2 separate regions of the Homo sapiens genome follow, and region 1 is linked to region 2. A link is an interaction called in ENCODE POLR2A ChIA-PET data of the cell type or tissue named here. Cell type or tissue: B cell. All regions are shown on one strand.

Region 1 (5,000 bases), 810 kb after region 2:
GCTCCAGCTTCTCAGCTGCTTTGACCTCCACATCTACTGCACTGGGCGCTTGGAGAAGGTAGGGAGATAGATTTCCTATACCTTGCTGCTTGCCTGCCAGGGCCAAAGGGTTCTATTGCCAGTATCTTTTTTTCCTAAGAACTTGGGTTCCAGAAAAATCAGCAAGCCTTTTCTTAGGCATCTTATCCTTGAAGTTTAATGCTTTTAACCCCGTTCCACTTCCCGCCAGAAGAGTGTCCTCCTCCCATCCCCACAGCACACCATCTTCTGCCTTTTCTTCTCAGCACCTGGAGCTGTTCCTGCAGCAACTCCAGGAGGTGGTGGTGAAGCATGCAGAGCCAGCGGTGCTTGAGGCTGGGGCGCATGCCCTCTACCTGCTCTGTAATCCCGAATTCACTTTCTTCAGCCGGGCGGACTTTGCCCGCAGCCAGCTAGTAGATTTGCTGACTGACCGCTTCCAGCAGGAGCTTGAAGAGCTGTTACAGGTAGGAGCTGGGGCTGGACAATGGGACACCCCAAACAAGGGTGGGAGGGGCTGCAAGACGGGGGATGTGGACTGATGAGTTCTGGGGGAAATGCTATTGTGGATCTTCTTTCCTTCTCAGTCGTCCTTCCTAGATGAGGATGAGGTATATAATCTGGCAGCCACTCTGAAACGCCTCTCTGCCTTCTACAAGTGAGTGGCTTTCCTCCTCTTCCCCATCCCGTTTTTACTGGTGTCTGTGGAGTTGGTTCCCTCTGTTCTTTTCCAGTATAACATTCCCCTTTCTCCCCCAAAGCACTCATGACCTGACTCGCTGGGAGCTCTATGAGCCATGTTGCCAACTCCTGCAGAAGGCTGTGGACACAGGAGAGGTTCCTCACCAGGTGAGTGGACAGGCTAGAGATGGGTTGGGGGCTGGGGGGCTAGATTTTAAGGACCTACGTTCTAGGTGGCCACTAGGTGTGTCAAGTCTCAGTGCGTGGAGTGGACAAAGCGAGGAAGATCAGGTGGGTGGGGGTCACCTCTTACATTCCTCTCTTAGAAGGTGGACTCTACTTCCAGGGTCTTCTTGGATTTCCTGGAAGCCAAGGATAATATTGAGGGATTCTAGAAGACGTAGAGTAAATTAGGGAGCGGTGACATTTCTACTTCGTGTAGATGCCTCTGAAGAATGTCCAGAATATCACTCATTTTCCACTGGAAAAGGAATTAGCTCTCCCTTTACTCATTTTCTCTCCTCTTCACTGGTGTGTTTCTGGCTATCTGTCTCTCCCTCTCCTAACCCAAACCTCATTTTTCAAACCCTTTGTTGTTACAGGTTATCCTGCCAGCCTTGACTCTTGTCTATTTTTCCATTCTCTGGACACTAACCCACATTTCTAAATCAGATGCTTCCCAGGTGAGTGTGGGTCTTAGATGGGATAATGGGAACAGAGGAGTCTGTGTCTTCATTCTTCCCCTTCAAGCCACTGTGCCCACAGAAGCAGCTGTCGAGTTTGAGGGACAGAATGGTGGCCTTCTGTGAACTCTGCCAGAGTTGCCTCTCAGATGTGGATACTGAGATCCAGGAGCAGGTGAGTACTGACTCAAGTGGGAGCAACAAGGCGAGTATCCCTGCCCCCATTCCAAGGAGAAATTGACAGTGTCATTTCTACCTTGGGAAACATTCTGTCCTTTTAAACATCCTTTCTTTTCCCCCTACAGGCTTTTGTCTTATTAAGTGATCTACTTCTCATCTTTAGCCCTCAGATGATTGTTGGGGGCCGTGATTTCCTTAGGCCACTTGTCTTTTTTCCTGAAGCTACTCTCCAGTCTGAGCTAGCCAGCTTCCTCATGGACCACGTCTTCATCCAGCCGGGAGACCTGGGCAGTGGTGCAGTGACTCTATACCTGGGGCTCAGTAAGGGCTGGGGCTTGGGTGTAGCTCAGAAATATAGGGCAGGAAGCTTAAGTCTGTGATTCCCTTTTGCCTTCCATGTGAGCCAGGTGATTCCCAGGAGGATCATTTACAGATAGAGCGGCTACACCAGCGGCGCCGCCTCCTAGCCGGGTTCTGCAAGCTGTTGCTTTATGGGGTGCTGGAGATGGATGCAGCCTCAGATGTTTTCAAACACTACAACAAGGTACACCAAGGCCCTACAGAAATAAAAGAGAAGGGAGCAAGTTGAGCACAGCCATGACTTGGAAACATAATAGCACTACAGGTGGGGGATATCCAATGGTTTCAAGCTTAAAGGAGAAGTAGGAGGGAAAGGCACTGGGAGTTCAGAATAAGGGGACAAAGAAAAGAGACTTAATAGTAAATAATTATGGAGAAAAAGCTGTGAAGAAATTCACTGGAGGGGAAATAGCTTATTCTTCCTGTCCAGAAATATTTATTTTTCTCTGACCCCAGTCTATGGAATGGGGTAACATAAGAAGGAAAAAAGAATAAAAGAGGGATCAGTCCTCACAGGATACCTAGATAGGTGCCCCAGTTTCCTCAACCCACCAGTATTGATTTATGCTTATTGAGCACCTGCTGTGTGCCAAGCACCATTCCAGGAGCTAAGGCCACAGCAGTGAACAAAACACACAAGTTCCTATTTGGTGGAGCTTCCATTGTAGTTGGGGAGAGACAAATAGTGAAGGTGTCAGTGCTGTGTGAGAGGGCACTGTCAGGCTTACTTCTCTTCTCCAAGAATTGGGCTTGGGGCAGTGTTTATTTCTTTTCTTTTCTTTTTTTTTTTTTTTCCTGAGACAGATTCTAGCTCTGTCGCCAGGCTAGAATGCAATGGCACTATCTCGGCTCACTGCAACCTCTGCCTCCCGGGGTTCAAGCAGTTCTCCTGCCTCAGCCTCCCAAGTAGCTGGGATTACAGGCATGCGCTGCCACGCCCAGCTAATTTTTATAGTTTTAGTAAAGACAGGGTTTCACCATCGCCAGGATGGTCTTGATCTCCTGACCTTGTGATCCGCCCAACTTGGCCTCCCAAACTGCTGGGATTATAGGCGTGAGCCACCATGCCTGGCCTGTTTCATTATTTGTTTTTTATTTTATTTATTTATTTATTTATTTATTTTTTGAGACGGAATCTCGCTCTGTCGCCCAGGCTGGAGTGCAGTGGCGTGATCTCGGCTCACTACAAGGTCCGGCTCCTGGGTTCACGCCATTCTCCTGCCTCAGCCTCCCGAGTAGCTGGGACTACAGGCACCCACCACCACGCCCGGCTAATTTTTTGTATTTTTAGTAGAGACGGGGTTTCACCGTATTAGCCAGGATGGTCTCGATCTCCTGACCTCGTGATCCACCCGTCTTGGCCTCCCAAAGTGCTGGGATTACAGGTGTGAGCCACTGCACCCGGCCTTATTATTTGTTTACCGAAACTCTGATTTATTTTGGGCTTTGCACCTGTTGATTAGAGATGAAGTCTAGTCTGAATTATTTTATGCTTCAGTTCATGTTTCCTACCTAAGGGAGTTTGGGAGGGAGACATGATTAGGGATGTGAAGGAAGAAACCAAATGGTCTTTTCCACCAGTCAGACATTACCTTCCCCACTCTTTCCCCTCAGTTCTACAATGACTATGGTGACATTATCAAGGAAACATTAACTAGAGCAAGGCAGATTGACCGAAGTCATTGTTCCCGAATCCTGCTGCTGAGCCTCAAGCAGGTGCGCCCTTCTGCCTTGAGGACATGCCAGCCCTGTTGTCCCCAAGTCTCTGTCTACCCTCAGCCACTCAGAATGTAAGATCCTTCAGAGCAGTAACTTTTCTTGTTTTGACTCTTAACTTTACGTGATAGGTTCCTTCATTCTTAGTAGACCCTTGGGAAGTATTTTTTTTTTAACTGACTGGGCAACCCCATCAAAAGTAACTTATCAGGACATTGGAACGCCAACAAGGAAGTGATAGGGAGTTCCTAATTATTTTTCAGTCTGTTCTCTCTCAGCCTCCTTCAGTTACTATAGACGTTTTTATTTAATGTTATGGAGTAGAGGTGATTGGCTTTGTTTGCTGCAGGGGTATCGGGAGTTCCCTAGAAGGAAGGAAAGAGTAAAAGTAGTAGATGGTGTCCCAAGGCCTTTGGAATTTCTGAGTAGAGAAGAGAATGCTGGACTTCTCTGTTTCCGCCGTGTTCCTCCCTTTCCCACATGCACCATGTCTCCTGGACACAGCTGTACACAGAACTGCTGCAGGAGCATGGGCCCCAGGGCCTGAATGAGCTTCCTGCCTTCATCGAGATGAGGGACCTGGCCCGGAGGTTTGCCTTGAGTTTTGGACCCCAGCAGCTGCAGAACCGTGACCTCGTGGTCATGCTACACAAGTAGGAAGTATTGGTTGCAGGTTGTGTCCAGGGAGGGCTGGGAACGAGGTCTTGGAGGGAGGTCTCGGAGGGAGGGTATGTGTGTCAAGGCATAGCAGTCAGGTTAGGGGTGGGTATGCCTTTGGAGACAAGCTGGGGACGGGGGGAGGGTGCATTTGGACAGGATAGCTCAGGCCTGGGAGGGAAGTGGGAAGAGACTTTCTTCCTAAAATAATTCTGCCCAACCAAGGGAAGGCATCCAGTTCTCCTTGTCTGAGCTTCCTCCAGCTGGCTCCTCCAATCAGCCTCCAAATCTGGCATTCCTGGAGCTCCTTTCAGAGTTTTCCCCCCGACTCTTCCATCAGGACAAGCAGCTTTTGTAAGTTGGTGGGTGGATAGAGATGTGGATTAGGGAAGGGCCTGCTGAGGGCCCAGTAGCCCCTTCAGGCTTTTGGTTCTACCTCTTTCATAGACTGTCCTATCTAGAAAAGTGCCTGCAGCATGTCTCCCAGGCACCTGGCCATCCCTGGGGCCCAGTCACCACCTACTGCCACTCCCTCAGCCCTGTGGAGAACACAGCAGAGACCAGCCCTCAGGTCCTCCCCAGCTCCAAGAGGAGGCGCGTTGAAGGTAGGGTGCTGTGTGTGGGTATGGGGGTGCCCAGCAGGTGGTCGTTGGCTGCCTGCAAACTTATTTTGTCAAGTATTTCATTGAGCATCTACTGTCATTC
Region 2 (5,000 bases):
GGAGAATGACTGGTGGGTACCTAGGCAGGGCCAGAGTGGGCTGTTAGGGACCGGGGGCAGGACTAGAGTGTCCCCGGGAAGCACCAAATGGGATGTCAGGACCCCTGTTCCCATCACCCTGGGGGAGTCCATCCTCTCCTCTCTGGGCCTCATTCATGAGGCAAGGGCCTCTCTGCAGCGTCCGGATGTTCTCACTGCCAGTGACACCCACCACACCAGAAACACATCTGGGGGCACCTCACTAAGCCCTGCACACACATTAGTCCTGACTTCCCTGCAGCTCCGTGGACTGGGCATCGGTCACTGTCCCCACTTTACAGATTAGCAAAGGCCCTGTAGCAGTCACTTTCTCAAGGCACCACTCACGAGCTCGCAGCCACATCTTGTTCCTTTTTTTTTTTTCAGATGGAGTCTCACTCTGTCACCCAGGCTGGAGTGCAGTGGCACGATCTTGGCTCACGGCAGCCTCTGCCTGCCGGGTTCGAGCAGTTCTCTGCCTCAGCCTCCCAAGTAGCTGGGATTACAGGCACCTGCTACCATGCCCGGATAATTTTTATATTTTTAGTAGAGATGGGGTTTCACCATCTTGGCCAGGTTGGTCTAGAACTTCTGACCTCATGATCCACCCGCCTCGGCCTCCCAAAGTGTTGGGATTACAGGCGTGAGCCACCGTGCCCAGCCAATTTTTTTTTTTTTTTTTTTTTTGAGACACAGTCTTGCTCTGTCGTCCAGGCTGGAGTGCAGTGGCACAATCTCAGCTCACCGCAACCTCTGCCTCCCAGGTTCAAGCAATTCTCCTGCCTCAGCCTACTGAGTAGCTGGGACTACAGGCACGCACCACCACGCCAGGCTAATTTTGTATTTTTTAGTAGAGATGGGGTTTCTCCATGTTGGTCAGGCTGGTCTTGAACTCCTGACCTCAGGTGGTCCTCCTGCCTCCGCCTCCCAAAGTGCTGGGATTACAGGCGTGAACCACTGCGCCCGGCCATATATATATTTTTGAGACAAGGTCTTGCTCTGTCGCTCAGGCTGGAGTGCAGTGTTGTGATCATAGCTCACTGCAGCCTCAGCCTCCTGAGCTCAAGTAATCCTACCACTTCAGCCTCCTGAGTAGCTCGGACTACAGGCCCAAATCATTTATTTATTTATTTTGTAGAGATAGGGTCTTGTCACGTTGTCCAGGCTGGTCTTGAACTCCTGGCCTCAAGCAATCTTCCCACCTCAGCCTCCCAAAGTGCTGAGACTACAGGTGTGAGCCATGATTGCCAGTCCACGTCTTAGTTTTTAATCTCCCCTGCATGGCTGAGGGCAGAGGCCAGCCAGGAGCATCTGAGAGACCCAAATTTGCATCCCACCATGGCCAGTTAGTAGTTGTGTGACCTCTGGTGATGGCATCACTTTGCTGAGCCTGCTCTGAGGGTGACTGTGTGGCCTAAAGGATAGAGGGCACAGAGTTCCCACTCCAGAAGCGACACAGCACATCCCTGCCGCCCCAGGGCCCTGACGGCCTTGTGGGCTGGCAATGCCCAGTCGCCTCTCTCCTGGGTCTTTGGTGGGCTGCAGGGAGCAGTGGGAGCCTGGAGTCCCTGGTGCTGAGGTCCATGAGTCCCACCTGCCTGTCCCTCTCTCCCTGTCTGCCTGACCACCGTTCCCAGGTGGGTTTGCAAGCACATCAAGAAGCCCATCCGCTCCACCGTCCTCAGCCTGGACTGGCACCCCAACAATGTGCTGCTGGCTGCCGGCTCCTGTGACTTCAAGTGTCGGTGAGACAGGGCGCCATGGGGGAGGGCGGGGCTGACGTCAACTGACTGCTGACATCATAGCGGGGAGCCGCACCTGAAAGCTCTACACCCCAGCTTCTAGACACATTCCAGACCTGCTACCAGTGGATGACCTGGGCGTCGGTTGAAGGTTCTAGTTCCTGGGGAACCCTTCATGTCTCAGCTGGATGGGCCTCTGCCCACCTCTTTTATTTTTTTTGAGCTAGGGGCTTGCTCTGTTGCCCGGGCTGGAATGCAGTAGTGCAATCATAGCTCACTGCAGCCTCCAAATCCTGGACTCAAGCGATCCTCTTGCTTCTCAGCCTCCCAAGCAAGACTACCACGCCCAGCTAGACAGGATTTTTTTTTTTTTTTTGGAGACGGACTCTCGCTCTTTCGCCCAGGCTGGAGTGCAGTGGCGTGATATTGACTCACTGCAACCTCCGCCTGCTGAGTTCAAGCGATCAAGCGATTCTCCTGCCTTAGCCTCCTGAGTAGCTGGAACTACAGGCGCATGCCACCATGCCCGGCTAATTTTTGTATTTTTAAATGTAGAGACGGGTTTTCACCATGTTGGCCAGACTGGTCTCGAACCCCTGACTTCAAGTGATGCATCTGCCTCAGCCTCCCAAAGTGCTGGGATTACAAGCTTCAGCCACCATGCCCAGGCACCTGTTAACCCTTTAAAAAAAATTTTTTTTTTTTTTTGAGACAGTCTCACTCTGTTGCCCAAACTGGAGCACAGTAGCGCAATCACAGCTCACTGCAGCCTTGACCTCCTGGGTTCAAGCAATCCTCCCGCCTCAGCCTCCTGAGTAGCTGAGAGTACAGGTGCGCACCACCATGCCTGGCTACTTTACCTCTACTTTGCCTATCCCGGTAGGATCTTTTCAGCCTACATCAAGGAGGTGGAGGAACGGCCGGCACCCACCCCGTGGGGCTCCAAGATGCCCTTTGGGGAACTGATGTTCGAATCCAGCAGTAGCTGCGGCTGGGTACATGGCGTCTGTTTCTCAGCCAGCGGGAGCCGCGTGGCCTGGGTAAGCCACGACAGCACCGTCTGCCTGGCTGATGCCGACAAGAAGATGGCGTGAGTCGAGGCCATCCCCAGGGGAGGAGGTGAGTGCAGAGGAGTGGGACACCGTGACTCACAGCTCTCTCCCCTCAGCGTCGCGACTCTGGCCTCTGAAACACTACCACTGCTGGCGCTGACCTTCATCACAGACAACAGCCTGGTGGCAGCGGTGAGGAATAGGGAGGGGAGGGAGGGTGTGTGGTCACAGCAGGCCTCCGAGAGAGCCCAGCAACTCTCATCTCCTCCCTCCTTTCTCCTGCCTCCCTCCTTTTTTTCTTCCTTGCATTCTCTCATGTACCAGAATTGGGCAGAACAGGTTGGGTTATGCTGCAGTAACCAAAAGTCCCTGGCTGCAGTTGCTTAACAGAGTAAAGATTTGGCCAGGTGCGGTGGCTCACACTTAAAATCCCAGCACTTTGCGAGGTTGAGGTGGAAGTATCACTGGAGGCCACGAGTTTGAGACCAGCCCGGGCAACACAGTGTGAGACCCTTGTCTCTACAAAAAGTTAAGAAATTAGCTGGGTGTGGTGGTGCACCTGTAATCTCATAATCCCAGTTACTTGGGAGGCTGAGGCAGGAGGATAACTTAAGCATGGGAGGTCGAGGCTTCTGAACTGAGCTATGGTCGTACCTCTGCACTTCAGCCTCGGCGACACAAAACCTGTCTCAAAAAAAAAAAAAAAAGAGCCAGGCCCGGTGGCTCACACCTGTAATCCCAGCAATTTGGGAGGCCAAGGAGGGCAGATCACCTGAGGTCAGGGGTTCAAGACCAACCTGGCCAACATGGCAAAACCCCATCTCTACTAAAAATACAAAAATTAGCCGGGTGTGGTGGTGGGCGCCCATGGTCCCAGCTGCTCGGGAGGCTGAGGCAGGAGAATTGCTTGAACCCAGAGGCAGAAGTTGCAGTGAGCCAAGGGTGAGCCACCGAGACTCCATCTCAAAAACAGAAAAAAAAAGATATTTACTTCTTGCTCACATTTTATGTCCAGTGTGGGTGTTGTGAGGTGCTCTGATGGAAGCTGTCCCCAGCATGCTGTCCCAGATGCCACGAGGGAGCCGGAACCTGCGGAATCATGCCCTGGGTCTTAACATTTCTGCCCACATTTTATTGGCAGGTGCAATGGCAAGGCCACGCCTAATGCAAAGGGCGAGAGTTCGGGGTGTGCGGTTCCTCCAGGTGTCCAGGAAGGGCACTGCTCTCCCTCCCCTCCGCCCACATCTGTCAAGTCCCTTTTCACCCCTCTGCAAACATAATGGGGGTGCCAGGGCCAGGTCAGGCTTGCTTTTTGCCTAGAAAAGCAAACAGCTGCAGGGGTCTCCCCTAGAGCAGGTGTAACTGGCTGGGCAGGACAGAAGGCGCCTGAGCTCCCAGGGAGTCCCAACGCTGGCCTTGCTGGGGGAGGTGGCAGCCCCCAGCATCACCCCCGGTTTTGATACACCTGCAATTCGGGCCTCCCTCGCTGTGGCCCGTCTGTATCCTTGAGCTGGCATCTGCCTCCCGGGCGGCCAGACGCCCGCCTGGCCTTCCCTCCGGCCTCGGTTTCCCCTCCGCGGCGCTCCAATGGCCCCCGCCCTCCGCGCAGGGCCACGACTGCTTCCCGGTGCTGTTCACCTATGACGCCGCCGCGGGGATGCTGAGCTTCGGCGGGCGGCTGGACGTTCCTAAGCAGAGCTCGCAGCGTGGCTTGACGGCCCGCGAGCGCTTCCAGAACCTGGACAAGAAGGCGAGCTCCGAGGGTGGCACGGCTGCGGGCGCGGGCCTAGACTCGCTGCACAAGAACAGCGTCAGGTGAGAGCGGGAGCCGGGCCGGCGGGTGGGCGGGGCCTCGGCTCGCCCAGAAACAGCGTCGGGTGAGGAAGGGGCCTGGAGTCTTCCTCCTGGGGCATTGTGCTGGGACCTTGAGGACTGGGGACCCGGAGGGAGGGTAGGCGTGCCCTCAACTCGCTGCGCCGGAACGGCGTCTGATGAGCGGCGGGCCCGGACACGAGGGGACGGGGCCGATTTGTGGGCGGGGCCTTGGCGCCGTACTAAAACCGCGTGGGGCGGAGGCCGGCAGAGGTCGCGTAGCGGGCCCAGGGTAGGGAGTGGCTTTGACTCGCTGCGGAATAACATCGTTAGTTGTGGGCGGGGCCCATCTTGATCTCACCATAGCAGCCCAGGT

Evidence for each region. ChIA-PET counts read pairs that join two places held together with the same protein. Peaks named below come from ENCODE experiments on the same cell type or tissue, not always from the same donor. Only the 100,000 strongest peaks of a DNase experiment are listed, where the experiment ranks them.
Region 1: POLR2A ChIA-PET joins it to region 2 with 5 read pairs; 1 of 35 experiments calls an interaction of 5 or more read pairs at or near these places.

The regions. Positions count from the first base shown.
Region 1 is chr7:100,200,485-100,205,484 of GRCh38, forward strand. STAG3 (STAG3 cohesin complex component) reads left to right here. Exons shown (of 34, transcript NM_001282717.2): 18 at 1-58; 19 at 285-485; 20 at 606-676; 21 at 780-867; 22 at 1,302-1,382; 23 at 1,465-1,557; 24 at 1,688-1,856; 25 at 1,970-2,106; 26 at 3,537-3,638; 27 at 4,143-4,291; 28 at 4,521-4,649; 29 at 4,743-4,900. It also overlaps the pseudogene CASTOR3P. Among named protein-coding and RNA genes, the nearest start is that of PVRIG, 17 kb to the right of the region's middle. In B cell, no CTCF peak of the experiment used is centred here; no DNase peak of the experiment used is centred here; H3K4me3 peaks cover 24 bases; H3K27ac peaks cover 508 bases.
Region 2 is chr7:99,388,250-99,393,249 of GRCh38, forward strand. ARPC1B (actin related protein 2/3 complex subunit 1B) reads left to right here. Exons shown (of 10, transcript NM_005720.4): 4 at 1-12; 5 at 1,656-1,763; 6 at 2,644-2,850; 7 at 2,929-3,004; 8 at 4,422-4,627. Among named protein-coding and RNA genes, the nearest start is that of ARPC1B, 16 kb to the left of the region's middle. In B cell, no CTCF peak of the experiment used is centred here; a DNase peak (open chromatin) is centred at 4,902; H3K4me3 peaks cover 858 bases; H3K27ac peaks cover 1,895 bases.